Regions from separate parts of the Homo sapiens genome. Here region 1 is linked to region 2. The links are chromatin contacts, found by Hi-C in ENCODE. All regions are on one chromosome and are shown on one strand. The core of a region is the stretch at or near the end of the contact, and the rest is flanking DNA. Distances in the headings are between cores, read along the strand shown.

Region 1 (6,757 bases), core at 2,583-5,082, 7.8 Mb before region 2:
GTGTGATCTTTCCTCTGACCTCCAGATTGTATACAACTGCCAAAACAATAACTATTCTGATGTCTTAACTGGTATCACAAACATAACAAACTCCAAAGAGAATTCAATTACCCCTGCTTAATCTATTCTTCCTGTCTTTCCTAACTCATTTTCCGCTACCATCATTTACTGGGTTGGGCCTGAAATCTAGGGATCTTCTTGCTTAAATCATTCCCCAGTTTTCTCCATCTGAGACCTGTTAGCTCTACCTTCATAAGATATCTCAAACCTGATCATTTCTTACTATTTCAATCAGTACAATCTCAAGCCAAACCATCATCACATTTCACCTGGGCTATTTCAAAGACCTAGCTAGTCTCCTTATTTCCAGTATTGCCCTTCCCCTTTATTCTCCATAAAACAGTCTAAATATCTTAAAATGCAGTCAGAAATTATTCCCTGAATTTGGACTACCCTTCAGTGGATTTCCTTTACTCTTAAAACAAAATTCAAACACCTCACTATGCTTGAGAGGGCCAATGTGTCCTGTCTCCCAATTATCTCTCCAATTTCAACTCCCACCAGTCTCCGTTTTCGCTTACTATCTTCAAGCCACACTGACTTGTTTGCTGTTTCGCAAGAAGGCAAGCTTGCTCTCATTTCAGAGTTTTTACCTATTTCTTCTGCTTAGAATGTTCTTTCTTAAAATCTCGGAATAGCTGACTTCTTGTCACTTAAGCCTCTATTAAAATATTGTGTCACAAATACCACACACCTCATTCCTGATCACCCTATCAATAAAATGGCTACTCTTATCCTTAGGTTGCTGCCTAACTCATTAACCTGTCAGTTTCTTCAAATCACTTACCGTTAACTGTCTGCCACTACTACCAAAAAAATGTATGGTCTGTTAAAAACTCACTACTGTATTCCAAATACCTAAAACAGTACCAGGCATTTAATAATAATAGATAACCCTGTGCTACATATTTAAGTGCTTTAGATGTACTTATTCAGTTAACCCTTACAACAACCTTGTCCAAACAGTGGGCAAGCACTATTGCTATCTCCAACGAACAGATGGAAAAAAGAGGCTGAGGGAGGTTAACTTAAAATTTGCCCAAAGTCACAGAGCAGGCAAATGGCACTGCCAGGATCTGAACCCAGGCAGTCTAGCTCTTGACTACCACACATACTGCCTACTGTTTCTGATATTAGACATAAAGGAAACACTTAAAAAAACCTGTTAAATGGGATGGGCGCGGTGGCTCATGCTTGTAATCCCAGCACTTTGGGAGGCCAAGGCAGGCGGACCACCTGAAGTCAGGAGTTCGAGACCAGCCTGACCAACGTGGTGAAACCCTGTCTCTACTAAAAATACAAAAATTAGCCAGATGTAGTAGCAGGCGCCTGTATTCCCAGCTACTTGGGAGGCTGAGGTGGGAGAATCGCTTGAACCCGGGAGGAGGAGGCTGCAGTGAGCCAAGATCCCACCACTGTACTCCAGCCTGGGTGACAAGAGCAAGACTCTGTCAAAAAACAAACAAACAAAACAAAACAAAAAAACCCTGTTAAATGAATAAATTTTAAAGGAAAAAAACTAATCTAAATATGCAAATCTGACAAAGTATACTTATTATAGTAACATATTATTTATAGCAGTGCTCGTCCCATTTTCACAGCATGGCCTTCAAAAAACGTATCTGTACTAAACACTGGCAAGCAGAGATAATTCCCAGGTACAGGGAACCAGTCTGGAGCATTTGGAGCTGAACCACTGTGAGAGCTGAGATCAATATACTGGCAGAAGTGGAGGCCATTCCTAGTTCTGAGAAGCTCTAGTTGTCAATTAAAAGATTCTAAAAACAATGCGATGGCATCAAATTCAGGCTTGGAATCCAACTTTCTAGTCCTAGCATTGATAAATAAGCCAAAGAATTTGTAAACAAAGGTAATTAAAATGTTATCATTTATCTCACCAAACACTGGCACATATCAAATGATACCAGCTTCTAGCTAATTAAACGGATAGCTATTAAAAAAACTGATTCCAATTACCAAGGCAAATCAGAAGATAGCTGTGTTCTAAGAGATCACCTACCTAATAAAAAACACACACATACACAATATACCCTGTTTGGGCATTGTAACAAAATATAAAAATTAACAAAATTTGTTTCTTTTCTTTTTTTTTGAGACAGGGTCTCTCTCTGTCACCCAGACTGGAGTGCAGTGGCACGATCTCGGCTCACTGCAGCCTCGATCTCTCTAGACTCAAGCGATCCTCTCATCTTAGCCTCCCGAGTAGCTGGGACTACAGGCGTGCATCACCTACGCCCAGCTAATTTTTTTGTATTTTGTAGAGACGCGGTTTCGCCATGTTGCCCAGGCTAGTCTAAGAACTCCTGAGCTCAAGCGACCCGCCTGCTTCGACCTCCCAAAGCGCTGGGATTGCAAGCGTTTGAGCCACTGCGCCCGGCCAAAGTTTTTTATTATCTACTTTCCTATCATTTTATCCCTAGTACACTTTCACTTGCTGTTTTCCTTGCATGGCGGGGGCAATAGGCCTGGTGGGTAAATCTGAATAAAAACGAGAACAGCTGCAGTCTAACTAGCTCTGCCACTTAATGGCGTGACTGGCCCTTTTCAGAAAGTTGTGCCTCACTGGAATGTTTCAAAAATATGTAAAAATAATATGATCTATAAGACAATCAAAAACGCTTCAAATAAGGCGCGGGTTATATTACATAATATCCCTCCACTCTGGCAGTGTTGGCAATGGCAGACAACACCATGAAACTGAAAGCATCCCTTCAGTCTGAAACTGGCGAAAAGGCTACAGGTTTACAAAGTCTCACATCAGCTGAAAATAATACATCCATCAATTCTATCTTTGGCATGGTGTATTCTGACAGTGGTGGATAGAATGTAACCACTTGCTTTATTAATTATGAGATGATTGAAAGAGGAACTACTAACCAAGAAATTGGTAAAGGCCTAGCACAAATATTTTCCCCCTAATTTTACAGGGGCGGGAAAGACCTGAAGAACTTCAAAACCAAGTGGGAAATAAGAATGGGTAACTTGTGTATTTTTTTTTCCTGGCTTTTTTTTTTTCCTTCTTCCGAAGTCAACAAAGGCCTCAGGGTGTCCAGATTGCTACTGATTCATTCTTACCAAGTTCCTTCTGGTAATAGTTTTCAAAAGAGGATCTCAGTGGAGGTGCACAGTGGCGCTCCTAGCTTTCTTTTTACGGAAAGGAGGAAAGGTGCTTGGCACCAGTCGGGGAAGCTCACGCCAAGTGACCGAGACCAGAACTCGCTCTCGACCGGAGCCCCCCAAGTCTGGTGACTTGGAGGAAGGAGGATCCCGAATCCCAGCCAGAACTGAGAAAGCCCTCAAAGGTGCGGAAAGGGGACTTTTCCCTCAGGAAAGCCGGCAACAGCAGAGGCCCTAGCCCACGTCGCCACACCCACTCCGCGCGCGCCCCTCGCCTCCCAGGGCCGGCTCTGCTCGGCCCCGCGGCCTCTCGGGCGCCCCCAGCCCGCCGGAAAGAAAGAAGCAGAAACCCGGAGCCTGGGTCCCACCCGCGACCCCTCACCTTCGCCCTTCTCGTCCTCTCACCTGCCAGTCCCCCAGGAAGAACAGGACGCCTCTTCCCCCTGATGGGCGGCCACAGGCTCGGATCCTTCCATTGCCGCCTGAGACACCGCCGCCGGCTACTGGAAGGTAGGAAGGGGCGGGACCGTGGGGGGGTCAAGGGGCGGGCGGAGACGTCATCAGAGGGGGCGGGCCTGGGGAAGCTAGGAGCCCGGCAGCGCCTTCCCGTCAACCCTAGGGGCGTCCTGGTTTCCGGTTTGGGTGTGGCCGCATGGCGTGCTGTGGTGCAGGTGGCCGAAGGGGGCGTTACTGTTGCGACTGGCATCCGCATCCGGCAGATGTAGATGGAACCAAAGTCCAGAAGTTACGCGTCACCCTTGCTCTACAGCCAAACATGCAGGACTCTAGTAACCCGCGAAATGATGGGATAGCGTTGCAAATCCTTAAAAGAGTCTTAACGGTAAGAAGAGGAAACAGCTTTATTTTATAAATAAACTGAAGGCTGCTAATAGCTCCAGATTGTCAGTGAGGGGATACCACTTAAAGATGTTATACATTTAATAAATAATTTTGGGAGTCCACTACATGTGAGGCGCTGCCTCAGATTTAATAGAATCATGTGACTTTTAGTGCCATAGATGTCGTTAGATCATCCAGTTTGGTCCCTTAAATTTGTGGGTAAGGGAAAGGAACTTCCGGTCAGTGCAAGTGACTTGGTCAAGGTTATAGAGCTAGTCACTGTTAGATTACCAGAACACATATCTAAAAAGTTCTCATATAATTCTTTTTCATTTACTTCCGTGTCACCTTTCTTAGAAAGCAAAAATGAGTTGGACACAATAACATTAGGATTTGTCTTTCACTAAATAACACTGTATATTTGAATAAACATCTGCAGGATTTTTAAAATTAGCATATACTTTGGGTATTATGTAATTTTCTGTGATGTATCATATTTTTAATTAGAAATTTTTCCTCTCATATGGAGATGAGGGTCCAGGCAAAACTGTATTATCCTTCGTGCCCTCTATTCTCTTCAAAATTGCACATCTTAAAATACCTGGAAGCTTTATGTTGCTCACCTATAGCATTATCCGTGTTCCTCAATCCAGTTGTGAACCTTTTCCACATTAAAATGTTCTTGATCTGTGTTCTATTCTTTCAAGGCTCTGCTCTAGCACTAAGATAATGCTACAGGACTGAAGATAATGAAAAAGATTGAAGAAAGCAGAAACAGAACAAAAATCAGATTATTTCAAAGTTTCTTTCCTTGTAAAGGTTAAAACAGAGCATACTTCCTTATTATGCCCACTAGGTTAACTAGAATCTCCTGTTTTTTTAAAAAAAACTGGCTCATTTTTTCAAAATCCACTTTAATTACATGGTGCTTAGCACAAGCAACTCCATTCTGGTTTGATCTGATGGGGCCTAGTGTAGAAGGCTAGGCCAAAACAATGGCCTGCCATTACCCACGCTTCTTCATATTTTAACATCCATGAATAGAGGATGAATTTTTAAAAAATAAATACAGAAAACGATGCATCTTAAAATTGAGGGCATGTTAGATTTGATAAAATATGGTGTGAATTATTTCAGGCATGTAACAAGCAACCAGATTTAACAGATTTTAATGTTTTGTCACATATGTAAAATGGGAAAGAAAACTAGGCGATCACAGCTTTTTGACAGTGAGGCTTTATGTCATAAGAAAGTAGAATGACATATTGAGGAAACTTAAGGGAAAAATATGTAGGCCAAAGATTTTACATTCAGCAAAACTAATATACAAAAGGTACAAACTGTTATCAACAATTGATATATCAATTTGGTGAGACTAGTGTTTTCATGAGCCCCTCCTTAATAATTAATTGGAGAAAGTGTCTGACAATCAGAATTATTACAGAAACATTGATCTAAGGATTGACTCGGTTTCTTTACAGCAAATCATAATCTGTTGCATTTATTAGCTTTTGTGTTTCTTGTAGTTTATTCTTTATTACTAATTCTCCTGAGTTCTGTCACCTCATTTCTGAGGTTTTTCTAATTCAGAATCAAGTTCTTCCATATCTTTTATCATTTCTCTAATGTCATTTAGCTAGTTTCAAAATAATAAATTGTTTTGTAGTGCATCTTTCAGGCATGTTTTTATTATCTTTGATGATGATGTTATATTCCTTATTCTCTTCACATAATAACTGCATGGATTTGAACTTGATGCTTTTTTTGTTGCTCTTTTTTTTTTTTTTTTTTTTTTTTTTTTGAGACAGAGCCTTGCTCTGTTGCCCAGGTTGGAGTGCAGTGGCGGGATCTTGGCTCACTGCAAGTTCTGCCTCCCGGATTCACGCCATTCTCCTGCCTCAGCCTCCCGAGTAGCTGGAACTACAGGCACCTGCCACCACGCCCGGCTAATTTTTTGTATTTTTAGTAGAGACGGGGTTTCACCGTGTTAGCCAGGATGGTCTCGATCTCCTGACCTCGTGATCCACCCCTTGGCCTCCCAAAGTGCTGGGATTACAGGCGTGAGTTATTGCTCATTTTTATGTGAAATTGGTGTTCCTGAACTAATATGAGACAGGCTTCTTAGCCCAATAAGCCTAAGTTTATCAGGAACAAAACTGTATTCCAAGAAAGTCAGGTATATTAGTCTGTTTTCACACTGCTATAAAGAAATACCCGAGACTGGGTAATTTATAAAGGAAAGAGATTTAGTTGACTCACAGTTCCACATGGCTGGGGAGTCCTCAGGAAACTTAAATCATAGCAGAAGGTGAAGGAGAAGCAAGACATATCTTACACGGTGGCAGGAGAGAAGTGAGATCGTGGGAAAACTGCCACTTTTAAAACCATCAGATCTCATGAGAACTCCCTCATTATCACAAGAATAGCATGGGGGAACTGCCCCCATAATCTAATCACCTCCCACCAGGTCTCTCCTTGCACACATGGGAATTAAAATTTGAAGTGAGATTTGGGTGGGGACACAGAGCAGACCATATCATCAGGTTTACTGGCTCATTGCAAGGAGGGAGCCCACATTCCAGAAGAACCATGGGGTACCTCACCAACAGAGGAAGAGATAGATTTATTGTAGGAATTTGGGGAAGTATGGAGTTTAGAAGGAATTGAAATGAAGTAGTGCTTTGATAGACTCAAAAGAAAGCAAGGCTGTTTGTAAAGA
Region 2 (7,527 bases), core at 2,827-5,326:
AGTATATCAAGAGATTTCCAGGCCAGTGACTTTCCAATACACTGTGACCTTGCAGATCCACTCATTTCTGAAGGCTTCCTATGCCTTGACTTACCATAACGTAGTTCATTCCTTAAAGATTTTAACACTTAACTGGCTTCCTTTTTCTGCAACTCTCAGTTCCTTAACTTTGTCATTTCCAATAACCTTGTCCTCCAACCCACTATTCTCATAGTTATACCGCAGAACAGTAGTTCTCAAATGGTTTGGTCTCAGGATCCCTTCACACTTTTTAAAATTACTGAGAATCCCAAAGAGCTTTGGTTTATGTGGATTTTATCTATTGACATATACCACATCATAAATTAAAAAGAATAGGTTTTTAAAATATTACTTCTTTTTAAAAGTAACAAACTCATTACTTGTTAACATAAATAACATGTTTTAATGAAAAATAACTATATTTTTCCCCCCAAACAGCTGAATTCTTCTATCTGCTTATGCATTCAAACAGTTGTGGCTGAAGTACAAAAAGAAACTCTGGCCTCACACAAATATGTACACTGGAAAAGAAAGGAGTATTTTAATAGCCTTTTTGGAGAATTATGGATATCATTCTCTGATATTACACTAGAACAACAACTCTTAAAGGGTAGTTGCAACATGAAATCTGAAATCGTATCAAGGAATATGATTGATATGATGCCTCTTTTCTTCCTTGGTTACATTAAAATCTATTGCTCTATCTTGCACTTCAAATGGATGTTTTACTCATGCATTGGTCATCTGGAGAATACCAGTTCAGTGAGTTATTTACATCTTCTAAATGTTCACACATTTAACATGCAATATCAAAAAATCATATTCATTAAAAGTCTTTAGGTATTGAAGAAAATCTCACCAAAAAAAGTCTTTTAAAAAGCTTCCAACCTCACAAAAGCTAGTAAAAGTTTTCCAAAATTCTAATTTTTGTGTGAAAGCTTGAATTTTATCACTGGCAACAAATACTGTCATTTTCATTTGTAGTGAGTCTCACTTTTCTCCTTTTTGAGAAAATGTCTGCCAACTACCCAAATGTGAATGACTACAATTTTTTCAAGTAAAAAATGCTGTTCCATGAAAAAAAGCAACTAGTTCACTTTACAATCCAATTTGCACAAGAGCTTTTCCTCAAGACAACCCTCTAATTTCAGTTTGCAGAAGTGTTTGATCAAAACTTCCCATGTCATTGAACAGCATATTAAAAGATATATTCAAGGGTTGAGATTTGGTTAAAATTAACGATTTTACTGCTTTATCAACATTTTTAAGTGAAGCTGGCTTTTTAAAAAAACTATAGGTGTAGTATAGTTCAGTGCCACTGTCTTGATTCAAGCTAAGATACTAGCAATACTAAACAGTGCTTTTCCACCATCAATGCGTGTGTCAACAGACTGAAAAAAAAAAAAAACAAATATCTTAGTGTTCATAGAAAGTAGTTTTGGCCTTGCAGAGCCCCTGAAAGGACTTCAGGAATCCCCAGGGTTCCATTCACCACACTTTGAAAACCAATGCTACAGAACAACGGCACCCTCTTTGCATCTCAATTCCAAGCATGAAATTCTCTAACCATTACCTCCTCCCTAACTTACTCCAAGTCTCCCCTTGCAACACCCTAGTTCCCTTCTCAGTTCCTCTACACTCATAGATAACAATCCCAACCCTAGTTAAATCCTATTTGACTTCTATCAGAAGCAGGTGAATATGGCTAGAGAAAAAGCATCACCGTCCTTGCTGGTTCATATGAGGTGGACACTTACTACCACGTTTCCCTGGTCAATTCTCTCATTCTTCCAGAGTCTAAGACCTAAGATTTAGATGATCATTTCACTTCTTCTCCTCTGGCTTTAAAACTCTAACAACTCTTCCTCCTTAACACTCTGCTGATGACCTTATTTCACTATAAAAACAGTAAACATACTTCCTGCTGACAGGCCTGAAAAGAACATCCTCCTATTATCTCTATTAACTTACTTGCAAATATACCTCATTCTCTGCCTTCCCTTAGGAAGAACTGACAGTCTATGTTTCTAAGGCCAACTCCTTCACTTGTGCACTGGATTTCATCCCCTTTGGCTACTCAGGGACAATGCCCTTACAGTTTTCTCACTCTCTCCTGCATTATAAAACGTTCTCACTCTATTGTATCATTTCCTAGAATATACAAACATGCTGTAATACTTCCTCTCTTAAAGAGGAAAAAATATGGTGCCAGATCTCCCAGCAACCACATCTTTTTTTTGCTCCCCTTTACAGCTAAACCCCAAGAATACCCTATAAGTGCTATTTTCAATTCCACTCCTCCCATTCTTTCCTAAATTCACTCTAATCCTGATCTCTCCACTAAAACTCCTCTTGTCAAGATCACCAGTGACCTCTTCCTTGCCAAATCCAAAGGGCAATTCTCAGTTATCTTACTCAAACAGCTGCATTTGACCCAGCTGACCACATCCTCCTTGAAATACTTCACTTGGCCTCTGGTATTTAAGGGGGGGGGGGGGGCGGGGGAAGGCAAAAACTGTTTGACACCTAGGGCGAAGTATCTTAGTGCTATGATACACAGATCTAATTGTGTGGTTTATGGGGGGCACCAAGATGTTAAATTCCGTTTTAGACCTCAAGTTTGAAAGAATAATAATACATCTCAGTAGAAATTGAATCATAAGGATAGCATTCAATTTCCTTACACAACACTTGGTGGATGACCAACATTTTTAAGGAGCTTCATCCAGTTCAGTGGAGCAATGTTCGTCAAGCCATGACCTATAGAAAAGAGTTTAGGATGCACGTACAGGCCTGAGACTTGAACTTGCTTCTAATAATGAGGCAGTGACCAGCAAGGCTGACTTGTGAAGTGAAAGAACAAAAAATAATAATACTCAGATTGACGATGATAGTAACAGTCATGGTGGTATATATTTACTACTCATTTACTTCAGGGAATGCGCCCTGTTAAACACTATACACGCCCTTTAGTATATAATCCTCATACACTTTTATGAAACAGGCGCGATCATCTCCATTTTACATACGGGGTAGAGAGGAGCTAGCTAAAATCAGTTATTAAAGAGGAGAGCTAAGATTTGGGGATAGGGCGGTTGAGGTTCCAAAGCTCAAGTTTTCTAAGCAAAATTTTTGTACTGTTTCTTGCAAGGAAAATCAGGAAACTTCAATTGAATACGTGCCAATTTAAAAAAAAATACAGATTAAGAAGTTTTCTCAGAGTAACAATACATGCTTATTAGGCACTTTCCTATGCATAATTTCCTATTTAATGGCAATTACATGATTGTCTTCTTTTTTGGGACACACGTTTTCTCCTACGTCTGAACATGTGCACTGCCTTTAACATGAAGCTGGCAGGCTATAAAACTTTACCACAGGAGCTGAAATCGTATTCGGGTTCTCCACTTGCTTATTTCCATTATCTCCACTTCCATTATTTCATCACACACCTGAACGGAAAACCCCAGTACAGGCCCGGGGCTGCCTCAGTCTACTTCGGCAGCAAAAGACGAATAAGCCCACTGGCAGAGACCACTGTGCAAGCCTAATCACTTCCCAAGAAGGGTTTTGCTTTAAAGGTACGAAGCAGGTAGGAAAGGTGGGGCTTATCGCCTTGCCAAAAACGTTCTCCTCAAGAAGAACCCAGTTCCAGGTGGAAAAGGTATCCTGAAAATCAGGTTAACCTCAAACTTAAATCCAAGCCTAACCACCTGCCCAGCCCGCCCCAGCCCAACCTGACGGAAGCTTGTCAGGGAAGAGTCCATAGAAGGCGTCACCTTTAGGAGACATCCTCTGTCATAGTGCTCGCAGCCCCGCTGACCTCGCTCTTGACCGCTGGCGCCATCTTCCCGGGCCGTCGCCGCCATCTCCTCCACCTCCCCTCACATTCCACCGATCCTTCCCCCAGGATAAAAACCACGCCCAGAGAAGCTGCGCCTCTCTAGCACACCCCTCCCAGCCCCAGCGGCCACTAGCGACAATATGGCTCCTAAGCACGTGACCCGGGGCAGACGGATTTCCGGTTCCCGGGGCTACGAGGCGGAAGCGAAGGCAGACGCAGTCTCCGTCGTTGACGTTAGTCGCAGTCTTCGCTGCTAACGGTAATAACTCTTAGGTTGCCTGTTTTCCCCCAATCGCTACCCGCCCAAATCTCAGGGCGTAGTTCGGCGCGAGGTTGGCGGCAGCGGCGCGGAGACGCTGGTTGGCCCCAGAGGAAAGGACGCTCACTGGGCGCATCGTTACCTGTGACGGGTCCTCCCTCTCTCCCTCCGGTGGCGGGGAGCCTGGAGAAAGGGGCGGAGCTCGGCCCGGGCCCTGGGCTCAGCGGGTCCCGCGCGCTGCTCTTGGACGCCAGGGTGCTCGCTGGCACCTCGAAGTGCTTCTTGCTTCCTCCCTTTCCCGTTTACTTGCTGTTCTTTCAAAATATGTACTGACATTCACTATTGCCAGTCACCAGCTAAACCGTGAGGACAAAAAGTAAGGAAAAATAGACACACTCCACCATGACCTCATGGAACTAACAAGACTGGTGGAGGAGGAAGACATTAATAAGAGCAATCACTGCAATAAATGTAAGATTACAACCTGGAGAAGTGCTAGGAAGAAGTGTGTGTCCTGTGAGAGCTAATATTAGAGCAGCTCTGACAATCTGAGTGTCAGTGAGGGAAGGCTTCCCTGGGGAAGCGATGCAAGCCGAGGGCTGAAAGATGGGTAGGAGTTAGTGTGCAAAAGGCTTTGTGGCACAAAGAACATGGTACCTGTTAGAAGGTGGAAGGAAAATGTACAAGCCAACAAAATTGAAATCATACTCGGGGTACACAGCTAAATATGTTTCTCCTTATTAAAGAGTCAAGGCCCTGGAAAATGATGTAAGCAAAGCTGCAGGTGTTAGAAGAAGATATTTGTCTTTAGCTTTCTATCCTGATTTTGTGTTTCCTAAAACACCGGGAAAGGGAAAATATTCCCCTTCAGCTTTCCGGTTACTAACTCTTAACATTCTAATTTTCTTTCAGTTTTGTTATGAGTTGCTAAAATGGTGAAATGCTGCTCCGCCATTGGATGTGCTTCTCGCTGCTTGCCAAATTCGAAGTTAAAAGGACTGACATTTCACGTGTAAGATTTTGCTGTAGTTAAGCCAAATACTTTGGCCATGTTATAAAAAGCAAAAGACAGTTCTACTTAAGTCTTCAATTTTGAACTTTAGTTCCCGAGTCCTTTTTAAATAACCTTTTTGTTAAATTTGAAGTGACAATGTGATACCTTTACATGTTTATAATTTAGTTTAAAAGTTTTAAGATATCAGAGACTTTAAGATATCAGAGACTGGTTTACAAAAAATACCATAAGGCTAACTTTTGCTAATATTATTACTTTGTATTTTATCACACCGCCAAAGAAATTCAATGTTGTTTACATGTAGTTTACAATCTGAATGAAGGAGCTTTGCTCGAATATATTGCCCTCTCTATTTAGAAGTAGATCAAGCATAGGTTATAGAGAAAAAATACAAATTACAAGTTAAGACCAAGGGATCTTTAGCTGTGTTGCAAATAAATCAAAATGATTTTAGTTTCATATTTTAGCCATTCTCTTGACAGCCATGAAGGAGTAAGTGAAGGAGTAATAAGATTTAATAGTTGTTCACTTGTTAAAGGTTTATTTTGCTGCTTTTGTGCCAGGCACTGTCCTATGTGTTAGAGAAAGATCTCCTAGCTATTTTGTTAGATATAATAAATCAAAACTGAGCATATATATCCTACCTTATTTTAGAAAAATTTGAACCAGCTTGAAAATTGAGTAAGATATGGCTATTAGGCCTTCATATCTCTCAAAATAGCTCTGATCTCCAGAACTCCACACTGCAGCTATTCTCTGCATTCATTCACTAAGCATCTGTAGACCTGCTATGTATTAAATGCTGTACTAAGCAATTTTCTGGTGCTGACAGAAGAATGGAATTACAAGGGGCCCTTTTTATCGAGGATAAATTCTGGATATCATTTCAGATAGGAAAAGGCCCAAGTGATAATTCTTTTATCATCTATAGATGAATAAATACCTTCAATTGTGGATCTTACTATAAGATGCTAAATATCCATTGAAACTTTTCTTCCTTATAATGTGAGAAAAAATGAAATGAGGGCCATATATCTGCAGCATGATTGGCAGAAAATCTGAATATTAAAACGGAAAGTAACAAAAGCATGAATTATGGTTTCCTAAATATTATAATTCTCAAGACTAATAAACTAGTTAACGAATCAATTTAGTCACAGTTGTATAAGGCAGCTTTAATTCAATTATATAGCAATAGTATTTGATTTTAAAATATTTTTTGTATTTTTTTTCTAGATTCCCCACAGATGAAAACATCAAAAGGAAATGGGTATTAGCAATGAAAAGACTTGATGTGAATGCAGCCGGCATTTGGGAGCCTAAAAAAGGAGATGTGTTGTGTTCGAGGCACTTTAAGAAGACAGATTTTGACAGAAGTGCTCCAAATATTAAACTGAAACCTGGAGTCATACCTTCTATCTTTGATTCTCCATATCACCTACAGGTTTGTTTATGAGATACTGTTTACCATCATTGCTCACTTTTTTTTTTTTTTTTTTTTGAGATAGAGTCTCGCTCTGTCACCAAGGCTGGAGTGCAGTGGCGCGATCTCAGCTCACTGCAATCTCTGCCTCCAGGGTTTAAGCAATTCTCTGCCTCAGCCTCCCGAGAAGCTGGGATTACAGGCACCTGCCACCACACCTGGCTAATTTTTGTATTTTTAGGAGAGATGGCGTTTCACCATCTTGGCCAGGCTGGTCTTGAACTCCTGACCTCGTGATCCACCCTCCTCGGCGTCCCAAAGTGCTGGGATTACAGGCATGAGCCACCGTGCCTGGCCATTGCTCACTTTTTATGATACTATTGAAGAACCTTCACCACTCTTGCTAACATTTTTATTGTTTGCTTATTCATTTGAAGTCTGTTCTTGAAGTTTTAAATTTGTAGACTGCATCTTCAACTTTTGTAATGTGTAGTAGGAGTATTTTACCAGTAACCACTCATAAATATTTGTATATTACTAAGGTTTGATGAAGTGGGCTGACTTTAGGAATTAGCATAACTGAAGATTTTTGTCTAAAAATGGAAGTTAACGTAAGAAGGTTGAACTGATGTTCCAAGTTGGCAGTCCTTAACACTGGGGCAGAAGTCAGGAGTAGAACCACTAACAGGACTAAAGTACTTGTAAGAGCCACATACATGCAAGCATAAAGTCTAGGTAGGATCAAAAGGAAGAAAACCAAAAAAGAGATCTAAGAACAGGAGAAGAAAAGGTCAGGAAAAGAAAGAACAGTCAAATAAGTAAACGCTAATTGAATTCCATGTTTTTTCTGGGTAATATTCCCATGGGTTGGCTGCCTCACCCTCAGTATCTCTCTTGACTTTGTATACCTGAAAGTGAATTTCTAGAACCTATAGACATTGATTGATTGATTCCAATGTGGAAAA

The links. Hi-C counts contacts between places; a loop is a spot of excess contacts on that map. Pooled maps may share reads with other maps.
Region 1: a map of CD8-positive, alpha-beta T cell shows a loop between it and region 2 (6-fold over the local background). The contact joins the promoter of UBA6-DT here to the promoter of THAP6 in region 2. A Hi-C loop is called at or near these places in 1 of 168 maps with a recorded cell type or tissue (CD8-positive, alpha-beta T cell) and 7 of 50 pooled maps.

Annotation. Positions count from the first base shown.
Region 1 is chr4:67,697,446-67,704,202 of GRCh38, forward strand. It overlaps UBA6-DT (UBA6 divergent transcript), which reads left to right and starts at 3,833. Exons shown (of 2, transcript NR_015439.1): 1 at 3,833-4,039. UBA6 (ubiquitin like modifier activating enzyme 6) reads right to left here and starts at 3,710. Exons shown (of 33, transcript NM_018227.6): 1 at 3,604-3,710. The coding sequence starts at 3,674. RefSeq lists silencers at 3,434-3,603, 3,734-3,803.
Region 2 is chr4:75,510,397-75,517,923 of GRCh38, forward strand. THAP6 (THAP domain containing 6) reads left to right here and starts at 4,077. Exons shown (of 5, transcript NM_144721.6): 1 at 4,077-4,124; 2 at 5,037-5,136; 3 at 6,376-6,583. The coding sequence starts at 5,057. RCHY1 (ring finger and CHY zinc finger domain containing 1) reads right to left here and starts at 4,007. Exons shown (of 9, transcript NM_015436.4): 1 at 3,801-4,007. The coding sequence starts at 3,890. RefSeq lists enhancers at 3,116-4,046, 3,733-4,212, 4,047-4,977, 4,553-4,772.